2 separate regions of the Homo sapiens genome follow, and region 1 is linked to region 2. Evidence: read pairs that join two places in POLR2A ChIA-PET (ENCODE). Cell type or tissue: B cell. All regions are shown on one strand. Each heading gives the region's core, and the rest is flanking DNA. Links, peaks and the distances in the headings are about the cores only. Region 1 holds the start of KRTAP16-1 (keratin associated protein 16-1). Region 2 overlaps JUP (junction plakoglobin).

Evidence for each region. Peaks named below come from ENCODE experiments on the same cell type or tissue, not always from the same donor. Only the 100,000 strongest peaks of a DNase experiment are listed, where the experiment ranks them.
Region 1: POLR2A ChIA-PET joins it to region 2 with 9 read pairs; 1 of 35 experiments calls an interaction of 5 or more read pairs at or near these places.

Annotation. Positions count from the first base shown.
Region 1 is chr17:41,306,403-41,311,766 of GRCh38, reverse strand. It overlaps KRTAP16-1 (keratin associated protein 16-1), which reads left to right and starts at 2,458. Exons shown (of 1, transcript NM_001146182.2): 1 at 2,458-4,067. The coding sequence starts at 2,514. The coding sequence ends at 4,067. In B cell, for the core only: a CTCF peak has its summit at 1,224; a DNase peak (open chromatin) is centred at 3,056; H3K4me3 peaks cover 1,353 bases; H3K27ac peaks cover 2,915 bases.
Region 2 is chr17:41,776,779-41,782,072 of GRCh38, reverse strand. All of the region lies in intron 1 of JUP (junction plakoglobin), which reads left to right. Among named protein-coding and RNA genes, the nearest start is that of JUP, 7.3 kb to the left of the region's middle. In B cell, for the core only: no CTCF peak of the experiment used is centred there; a DNase peak (open chromatin) is centred at 3,109.

The DNA of each region.
Region 1 (5,364 bases), core at 236-5,235, 470 kb after region 2:
TTCTCTAATTCCCCAAAAACCATGTCCTTTTAAAAATTTTCCTTTGGGACAGAGTCTCGCTCTGTCACCCATAGTGCCATCTTGGCTCACTGCAACCTCTGCCTCCCGGGTTCAAGCAATTCTCCTGCCTCAGCCTCCCAAGTGCAGCTGGAATTACAGGCACATGTCAGCATGCCCAGCTAATTTTTGTATTTTTAGTAGGGACAGGGTTTCTCCATGTTGGCCCGGCTTGTCTCGAACTCCTGACCTCAAGTGATACACTCACCTCAGCCTCTCAAAGTGTTGGGATTACAGGTGTGAGCCACCATGCCCAGCCTCCAAAAACCATGTCAATATCTCTCCTGGGTGCCTCCAAAGTGAGGGCCTCGGGGAGCTGTCACAGTCAGGCAGTGACCTCTCAGCACTCACAGGAAGCATGGCCACCTCTACCATGTCTGGCAGATGCTGTTCTAGGAAATGCCTCTCCATACCAGCTATCTCTCTCTGCTGCATCCACCCCCTGCATCCCTCTTTCACAACACTTGCATTCTGTACCATACTTGCTTATAGATGTGTCTATCTCTCTTCTAAACTTGGGCTCCTTGTGGCCAGAATTACAACTCACTCTTTTTGTATCTATCACACAGAACCCAGTGTTGGCTGAGTTGAGTGCATAAATAAAAGAGAAACTGAGTCAATGATTGCATGAATTAATAAATGAAGGGAGGGATGAATGGATGGCACAATGGATGGCAGAATGGCTCAGCTTTTCCAAGCGAGAGCCTGCCTTTTGTGTTGATGAAAACACATGGTGGAGGCAAACTAGGCCCTTCACTGAGCAAGATGTTAAGTCCTGGAATTCAGAAACCTAGGATTCATTTCTCCCTTCATCTGTCTCAAGAGTAGCAAAGACGAGTCTTTTGTTCACAAAGTCTTTGAGAGACACACCTGAGAAGTCTCTTGTTTTTACTATTTACCCTTTGGGTCTTGGAGATTTTTTTTTTTTAAAGGAACTGTCAAAATCATTAAAAGCAAGGAAGACCCTGGAGGTCTAATGAATGCTTGAGGAAGAGCAGAAAGGCTGGGTCACATGATTTCCAGGAACAGGTCAAGCCAATGTTCTATGTTCATGGGATAGCATGGAGGACAGCGGTGGGCTAAGCTGGCGATATGTGACTTTGATGAAGTCTTCTGAGAAAGGTAGGTCTAGACAGGTTGGTGAGAAGGAGGGACAGCCGCCTTAGATCAGGGACAGACTGTGTGTGATCTTTAGCAAGTGACTGAAACTTTCTGACCCTCTGCCCCCATTTCTTCATTTCTTTCTCTTTCTTTCTTTCTTTTCTTTCTTTCTTTCTTTCTTTCTTTCTTTCTTTCTTTCCTTCTTTCTTTCTTTCTTTCCTTTCTTTCTTTCTTTCTTTCTTTCTTTCTTTCTTTCTTTCTTTCTTCTTTTCTTTCTTCTTTCTTTCTTTTCTTTCTTTATTTCCTTCTTTCTTCCTTCCTTCCTTCTTTCCTTCTTTCCTTCCTTCATTCCTTCCTTCCTTCTTTCCTTCCTTCCTTCCTTTTTTTTCTTTTTCTTTTTTTGACAGAGTCTTCCTCTGTCACCCAGGCAGGAGTGCAGTGGCTTGATCTTGGCTCACTGCAACCTCCACCTCCCAGGTTCAAGTGATTCTCCTGCCTTAGCCTCCCAAGCATTTGGGATTACAGGTGTGTGCCACCATGCCTGGCTATTTTTTATATTTTTAGTGGAGATGGGTTTTTGCCATGTTGGCCAATCTGGTCTCGAACTTCTGACTTCAGGTGATCTGCCTGCCTCAGCCTCCCAAAGTGCTGGGATTACAGGCGTGAGCCATGGTTCCTGGACCATTTATTCATTTCTAATGGTGGAGAAAAATCTCTGCCTCATGAGATTGCTGGTGGTTTTAAGCAAGATCATTGCTGTAAGGTGCAGTCATTTAAAATCCAGCCCAGTTGTTCTTTTCCCAACTGAGTTCATCACCTCTCCTCTCAATTAATCTCTGTATGTCTATTGTTGAACTTATTATTGTATTGCAGTGAGTTTGTCTGCATGCTTATCTGCCCACTAGAAGGCGAGATCCAAGAGAATGGGTGAATAGGTCTTATTCCTGTGGCATCCTCTGAATCCAACCCAGGGCCCTGTATGGAAGACTAGAAGGTGGATAAATCATAAGTTTCATTCTTCTTTCCCTGTTCACAATGCTCAGAAATATAGATTATCCAGTTTGGAGGTGAGGATGCTTCTTCCAAGACTACCTGTAGCTCTGAGGATTCCAAATTTAGCACATCAATAAATAAACACCTTCTTTACGGGTAGATAAACAGCTTCCAGATCAACAAACGGTGGTATAATAAGATGTTCCTCTGCAAACTGGCCCAAACAACAATGAGGAAAAGATGCAGGAGTCCCAAACAGAACACGCCAGTGAGGGGGTATAAAAGTGAGGGCCTCAGGGAGCTGTCACAGTGAGGCAGCAACCTCTCAGCACTCAGCACAAGGAAGCACGGCCACCTCCACCATGTCTGGCAGTTGCTCTTCTAGGAAATGCTTCTCCGTGCCAGCCACCTCTCTCTGCTCCACTGAGGTGAGCTGTGGAGGCCCCATCTGCCTGCCCAGTTCCTGCCAGAGCCAGACATGGCAGCTGGTGACTTGTCAAGACAGCTGTGGATCATCCAGCTGTGGGCCACAGTGCCGTCAGCCCTCCTGTCCTGTGAGTAGCTGTGCCCAACCCCTGTGCTGTGATCCTGTCATTTGTGAGCCTTCTTGCTCCGTGAGCAGCGGCTGCCAACCCGTGTGCTGTGAGGCCACCACCTGTGAGCCTTCTTGCTCTGTGAGCAACTGCTACCAACCTGTGTGCTTCGAGGCCACCATCTGTGAGCCTTCTTGCTCAGTGAGCAACTGCTGCCAACCTGTGTGCTTTGAGGCCACCGTTTGTGAGCCTTCTTGTTCCGTGAGCAGCTGTGCTCAACCTGTGTGCTGTGAGCCTGCTATTTGTGAGCCTTCTTGCTCCGTGAGCAGCTGCTGCCAGCCTGTAGGCTCTGAAGCCACTTCCTGCCAACCAGTCCTCTGTGTGCCCACTTCCTGCCAGCCTGTCCTCTGCAAATCCAGCTGCTGCCAGCCAGTTGTCTGTGAGCCCAGCTGCTGTTCAGCTGTCTGCACCCTGCCTAGTTCCTGCCAACCTGTGGTCTGTGAGCCTTCCTGCTGTCAGCCGGTGTGCCCGACACCTACCTGCTCTGTGACCAGTAGCTGCCAGGCTGTCTGCTGTGACCCCAGCCCTTGTGAGCCAAGTTGCTCAGAGTCTAGCATCTGCCAGCCAGCTACGTGTGTGGCTCTGGTCTGTGAGCCAGTTTGCCTCCGCCCTGTCTGCTGTGTTCAGAGCTCGTGCGAGCCACCTTCTGTCCCCAGCACTTGCCAAGAGCCTTCTTGTTGTGTCTCCAGTATCTGCCAACCCATCTGCTCTGAGCCCAGCCCCTGCTCACCAGCTGTCTGTGTGTCCAGTCCATGCCAACCTACTTGCTATGTAGTCAAGCGCTGTCCTTCTGTCTGCCCTGAGCCAGTTTCCTGCCCATCTACCTCCTGCCGACCTCTTTCCTGCAGTCCAGGGTCTTCTGCATCTGCCATCTGCCGACCAACTTGTCCTAGGACTTTCTACATACCCAGTTCCAGCAAACGGCCTTGCAGTGCTACGATTTCCTACCGCCCGGTCTCCCGTCCGATCTGCCGCCCAATCTGCTCTGGACTCCTCACCTATAGGCAGCCATACATGACATCCATCTCCTACCGTCCTGCCTGCTATCGCCCATGCTACTCCATCCTGCGCCGCCCAGCCTGTGTCACTTCCTACTCTTGCCGCCCAGTCTACTTCCGCCCATCTTGCACTGAGTCTGACTCTTGCAAACGGGATTGCAAAAAATCCACTTCCAGCCAACTGGATTGTGTTGACACAACCCCCTGCAAGGTGGATGTCTCAGAAGAGGCTCCCTGCCAGCCCACTGAAGCCAAACCCATCAGCCCAACCACCCGTGAGGCCGCAGCAGCTCAGCCTGCTGCCAGCAAGCCTGCCAACTGCTAAATTGGCTTCAGCCCCCCAATTCTTGCAAGTCAAGCCACCAGCTAGAGACAAAACTGCACTGTCCTCCCCAAAGCTCATTATGACTTAGCTAGGAGCTCTTTCTTTCTGCATTGTTACTCACAATCGGCTTACCCCTCAAAGAACTCATCAGAAATGTCAGTATCCTGATCACTTAAATGAAGGCCTTCTGGACAGTGAGAGGGAGACATTCCAGGTTCTTGTCTTCTGCTACGATTAAGCTGAGAAGAGCTGCTTTGCCACATCATCTCGGGTCTCTTTCCTGCATGTAGTTTTTTCTGTCATCATGTATGTGCTCCCTTGCTATGCATGCTTGTGTTCCTTAGGGACTTCTCCAATCAGGTAAAATATGTAACTGTCCAATAAAGGTGGCTAAGCTGAAGCAACTTGCTGTTCTCCTTGCTCTTCCATTAATGCCATAGTCTCATCAGTGACTTGCTTCTTCTTTAACAGCAGCTCCATTCAACCATCCATCCACCCACCCATCCCTCTGGCATTATTAGACAGCAGCTAGGTGCCAGGGACTGTGTTTAGCTCTAAGAATAAACATAAGAAGTCTCAGTCTTTGTTCTCAAGAAACTCACTCTCTGGTGGGCAGCAAGACAATTATGACATTCCTTTGTGCCAAGTACTTGGAGATAAGCATAGAGCACCATGAACTCAGCAGAGCATAGTTGGGGAACAAGGAAAGAATTATTGGAGAATGTGATACTGGCATCGAGTCTTTCAGTATGAGTAGGAATTAACCAGTTACAAACAGGAAAGGAAAAACTTTCTAGGCAAAGGAGACTTGTACAAGTGAATGGGGCTTGAGGGCAAATTGTTCATTAGGTGAGGCATGGGAGAGTTGTTCTTTGAGGAATGAGCCATGAGGTCAGGTCGTAGACAGTGATCTGTCTATGTGGGGTCTTGCATGCTAGACAGAGGTATTTCGGTTTGATGCAGGGCTGACATGAAAGCATCAAGGGGCTGCATGCAAGGAGGTGACAGGAAGAGCACTGGTTTTGGAACATCCCTCTGGCCTTGGTTGGTGTGGAGAACTCAATGGAAGAACATGGTTCTGGATATAGAGAGACTGGGGAGGAAAGGAAGCCAATTGTTTTTGGGTCCACAGGAAGAAAAACAAGTGGGGATCAGGGATCATACTTACAACAAAGAAGGTTGGGTAACTTGGATTTCTTGTGTGAGAATTTTGTTTATGTTCTCCTACTTCCTCCAAGACACTCATAGGATAAATTCTGTATCTTACAAAATCCAAGGACAGAGTCTCTTCAAAGCA
Region 2 (5,294 bases), core at 1-5,000:
GTCACTACCGCGCTTCTGGATTCCCTGAGGGCAGGCGGGGACCCCAGGCAACGGGATTATTGATCGTGGAGAAGGCTAATGGGACTTGAGACAGAGAAGAAAACAGAATGAACCCCATCCCACTGACTACTACAAAGAGGGCATGAGGTTGCAGTTTTTCCATCTCCCCCGAGGACTTGAGAGCTGCAGGCCCGATGCACTTACTGAAGGGACGCAGTCTAGACAGGAGGAGGGGCTTTCTGCCTGCTAAAGATGAAATCTTGAGTTGAGAAATAAGAGGGAGAGGTGGAGACTCAGCATTGACTCTTCTCTGATGAGGGCCATCCTGTGCGGCAGGGAGGCCAGACAGGAATTGCTGCCCTTTGGGGAGACTCCTCATTTGTATCTTTTGGGAGAAGAGCGACCTGGCAGTGAGAGGGAAAGGCATCTGTGAGCTGGTCCTGTGACCCCTGTGAAGAGGAAAAGCAAGCAGTGTGGCTGGGCAGGTCACCAGGGCTTGTGTTCCTGCAAGTGACACTGAGCGGCCTCTCCTGGGACATGGTTGAGTCTGGGGACATGGAATATCTTATTGTGAAGCGACTTCCTCTGCCAGGCCTGAAGGGCAAGCTCATGGACCACTCTCCTTTGCTCAGCCTCCTGGCATCTTGGCCTTTGGGGCCAGCAGAGCAGGAAGCTCAGCTTTCTTTTTCTCTTTCTTTCTTTCTTTTTTTTTTTTTGAGATGGAGTCTCTCACTCTGTCACCCAGACTGGAGTGTAGTGGCACAATCTTGGCTCACTGCAACCTCCATCTCCCGGGTTCAGGTGATTCTCCTGTCTCAGCCTCCCGCGTAGCTGGGACTACAAGCGCCTGCCAGTACGCCCAGCTAATTTTTTTTTTTTTTTTTTTTTGAGACGGAGTCTCACTCACTCTGTCGCCCAGGCTGGAGTGCAGTGGCACGATCTCCGCTCGCTGCAAGCTCCGCCCCCTGGGTTCACACCATTCTCCTGCCTTAGCCTCCCGAGTAGCTGGGACTACAGGCGCCCGCCACCACGCCTGGCTAATTTTTTTGTGTTTTTAGTAGAGACGGGGTTTCACTGTGTTTGCCAGGATGGTCTCGATCTCCTGACCTCATGATCCACCCGCCTCGGCCTCCCAAAGTGCTGGGATTACAGGCGTGAGCCACTGTGCCCGGCCTAATTTTTGTATTTTTAGTAGAGACGGGGTTTCACCATATTGGTCAGGCTGGTCTTGAACTCCTGACCTCAGGTGATCCACTCACCTTGGCCTCCCGACATGCTGGGATTATAAGCGTGAGCCACCGCTTTTGGCACTCAGCTTTCTTTCCTCCTCCCTTCTCCTCTTCTCTTTTCTTTCTTTTTTTTTTTTGGTTTGTTTTTTGAGATGGAGTCCTGCTCTGTCGCCCAGGCTGGAGTGCAGTAGTGCAGTCTTGGCTCACTGCAACCTCTGCCTCCTAGGTTCAAGCAATTCTCCTGCCTCATCCTCCTAAGTAGCTGGGACTACAGGCATGCGCCACCATGCCCAGCTAATTTTTGTATTTTTAGTAGAGATGGGGGTGTCACTATGTTGGCCAGGCTGGTCTTGAATTCCTGACCTCAAGTGATCCACCCACCTCAGCCTCCCAAAGTGCTGGGATTACAGGCGTGAGCCACTGCGCCCGGCCTTCTTTCCTTTTTTTGAGGTAGGGACTCGCTCTGTCCCTTAGGCTAGAGTGCAGTGGCGTGATCACAGCTCACTGCATCCTTGAATTCCTGGGTTCAAGCAATCCTCCCGCCCAGCCTCCCAAGTAGCTGGGTCCACAGGTGTGCACCACCATGCCCAGCTAATTTTTAAAGTTTTGTGTAGAGACAGGGTCTTGCTATGTTGCCCAGGCTGGTCTTGGACTCCTGAGCTCAAGCATTTGTCCCATCTCAGCCTCCCAAAGTGCTGGGATTATGGGCATGAGCCACCATGCCCAGCTGAAGCTCAGCTTTCTGTGTCTTTCCCTACCATGGAGACAGTAGCAGGGACCAGAGCAGAGTTGGGACAGGGGCTTGGCAATCAATAAGCTGCTTATTTAGGGGAGACTCCTCCTCTTCCTTGATTGAGAAGGTAATATCTGGCTGGGGCAGTGGCTTACACCTGTAATCCCAACCGCTCTGAAGGTTGAGGCAGGAGGATTGCTTGAGGCCGGGACTTTGAGACCAGCCTGCCAGCCTGTGCAACATAGCAAGACCCCATCTCTTAAAAAAAAAAAAAAAAATTAGCCAAGCATGGTGGCATGTGCACGTGGTCCTAGCTACTCGGGAGGCTGAGGCGGAAGGATTGCTTGAGCCCAGGAGTTCAAGGCTGCAGTGAGCCATGATTGTGCCACTATACTCCAGCTTGGGCAACAGAGCGAGACCTTGTCTCAAAAAAGAGAAAGAAAATAAAAAAAGTAATATCTGATCATTGTAAAAAAAACTGGGGGCCAGCCGCGGTGGCTCACGCCTGTAATCCCAGCACTTTGGGAGGCCGAGGCGGGCGCATCACGAGGTCAGGAGATCGAGACCATCCTGGCTAACATGGTGAAACCCCGTCTCTACTAAAAAATACAAAGAATTAGCTGGGCGTTGTGGCAGGCACCTGTAGTTCCAGCTACTGTGGAGGCTGAGGCAGGAGAATGGCGTGAACCCGGGAGGCGGAGCTTGCAGTGAGCCAAGATTGTGCCACTGCACTCCAGCCTGGGTGACATCTGTCTCAAAAAAAAAAAAAAAAAAAAATTGGGAAGTTTAGAAAAGTTTAAGAGAAAAGAAAAAAAATCGCCCATAATCCTAAAAAGCAACTTTCATTAAGGTCTCTTCCTCTTTTTTTTTTTTTGAGACGGAGTTTTGCTCTTGTTGCCCAGGCTGGAGTACAGTGGCACAATCTCAGCTCACTGCAACCTCTGCCTTCTGGTTTCAAGCGATTCTCCTGCCTCAGCCTCCTGAGTAGCTGGGATTACAGGCACCTGCCACCATGCCTGGCTAGTTTTTTGTATTTTTAGTAGAGACGGGGTTTCACCATGTTGGCCAGGCTGGTTTCAAACTCCAGACCTTGTGATCCACCCGCCTTGGCCTCCCAAAGTCCTGGGATTACAGGCATGAGCCACCACGCCCAGCCAAGTCTCTTCCTCTTTTCTTAGCATCCTTTTTTTCTTTTTTTTTGAGACGGAGTCTCGCTCTGTCACCCAGGCTGGAGTGCAGTGGCAGGATCTCGGCTCACTGCAAGCTCCGCCTCCTGGGTTCATGCCATTCTCCTGCCTCAGCCTCCCGAGTAGCTGGGACTACAGGCACCCGCTAACACGCCCGGCTAATTTTTTATATTTTTAGTAGAGATGAGGTTTCACCGTATTAGCCAGTATGGTCTCGATCTCCTGACCTCGTGATCCGCCCGCCTCGGCCTCCCAAAGTGCTGGGATTACAGGCATGAGCCACCGTGCTCGGCAACATCCTTTTGTTCTTTAGCCTTGATCTTGATGAGCTCATCCCCTGTATATAGTAACATTTTTTTTTTTTGAGATGGGGTCTCACTGTGTTGCCCAGGCTGGAGTGCAGATCTCAGCTCACTGCAACCTCCTCTTCCTGGGCTCAAGCGATCCTCCTACCTCAGCCTCCCAAGTAGCTGGGACTACAGGCACATGCCACCACGCCCGGCTAATTTTTGCATTTTTTTGTAGAGACAGGGTTTCGCCATGTTGCCCAGACTGGTCTGGAGCTCCTGAGCTCAAGGGGATTCACCTGCCTTGGCCTCCTAAAGTGCTGGGATTACAGGGGTGAGCCACTGCACCCTGCCTACAGTAACAGATTTTAGCCAAAACTTTATTCCAATCCTGGTTTTCCAGCATGTGTTGTACAATAAACAGATGGATCTTCCCAGGAGAGGGTTATATGTAGGGATCCTTGCAGAATCACACCCCAGGGAGTGGGCCTCAGTCAGCTGGGATCGGAGCTGCTGTTATTGAGAAGTGGGCCGCCCCTGGACCCCAGGCTGCCCAAGCCCCACTGGTGGTGGTTGGAGGCAGTGGAATGAGAGTACTTGTGTATTTTGCGTCACCAACACACGTCAACCTTTTGTTGTTGTTTCCTGGTGTGGGGTGAAGTGTTTTTCCATTCCCAGGAGTCCCGGTTTGGGGTCATCTGCCAGTTTGGGAATCTGCCCACGGGGGTCACCAGCAGGGAACGGAGCTCCAGCTGGAGCCCTCTCCAGGGGAGCATAGAGGTCCCTGGGTCGAGCCACTTGGCCGTGGCAAATTCCCTCTCCTACAAATCCCCTTCATTTTCCTACCCGGGTTTGTTTGCTTTGGGAAGGAGCCCAGAAGGAGGAAAATAAACAGCAGCTGGGTCGGCAGGCCTGAGCCTCCCCCAGGCCCCAGCTCATCCTCAGGCCACAGCCTGGGCTGCTCTCCAGACTGGAAGTGAGGGTTTTCCTCCGGAAGCCTAAGACCAGCTTGTCTGACAGCTCCTGCTTCAGTTCTGCCCTCTTGGAATGGACCAGCTTGCTGATGGAGACCACAGTGTCTGCCAGAGAACCTGTAGTCTGCAGGAGGTTCCGTCCTGGAGCTGCCAGCCAGAGGGGAGAGGCCTCCTTGGGCAGCCCCAGCCTGAGAGGGAAACAGGCCCTCAAGGGAAGCCATCATGTCCATCTCTCTGGACTTTCTAGAGTCTGTGTCTGTGCTTGGAACTGCTGGCCAGACCTCAGCAGGAGCCAGGGACAGAGTGGGGAAGGTGGGGGCTGGAGATCCTGCTGAGCCCAGCTTCCCCCTGGGACTGCTATGTGGGGAATGTTCACGCCTGGCTGTGCAGCTGCCCCTGGCTGCAGGAAGCAGCATGGACTGGGCATAGGGCAGCCAGTGTCTCCACCTGGCGTGAGCGAAGTTCCACTCCCCTTCTCCTCAGCCATGTTCCCTTGACCTCCCCAGGGCCTGGGAGGCAGCTCCCTACCTAGTCCCCATCTCAGGGGTCAGAGAAAGCAGCCAGGGCTCCCCCAGACAGACTGCCATCCACCTTGCCCGACAGGTCTCTGTGCCAGCCCTCGCCTTTTTAAATTTTTATTATTTTTCTTTTTTTTTGAGACAGAGTCTCGCACTGTATCCCTGGCTGGAATGCAATTGGTGCGATCTCGGCTCACTGCAACCTCCGCCTCCCAGGTTCAAGTGATTCGCCTGCCTCAGCCTCCCGAGTAGCTGGGATTACAGGTGCCCACCACCACGCCTGGCTAATTTTTTGTATTTTTAGTAGAGATGGGGTTTCACTATGTTGGCCAGGCTGGTCTCAAACTCCTGACCTTGTGATCCACC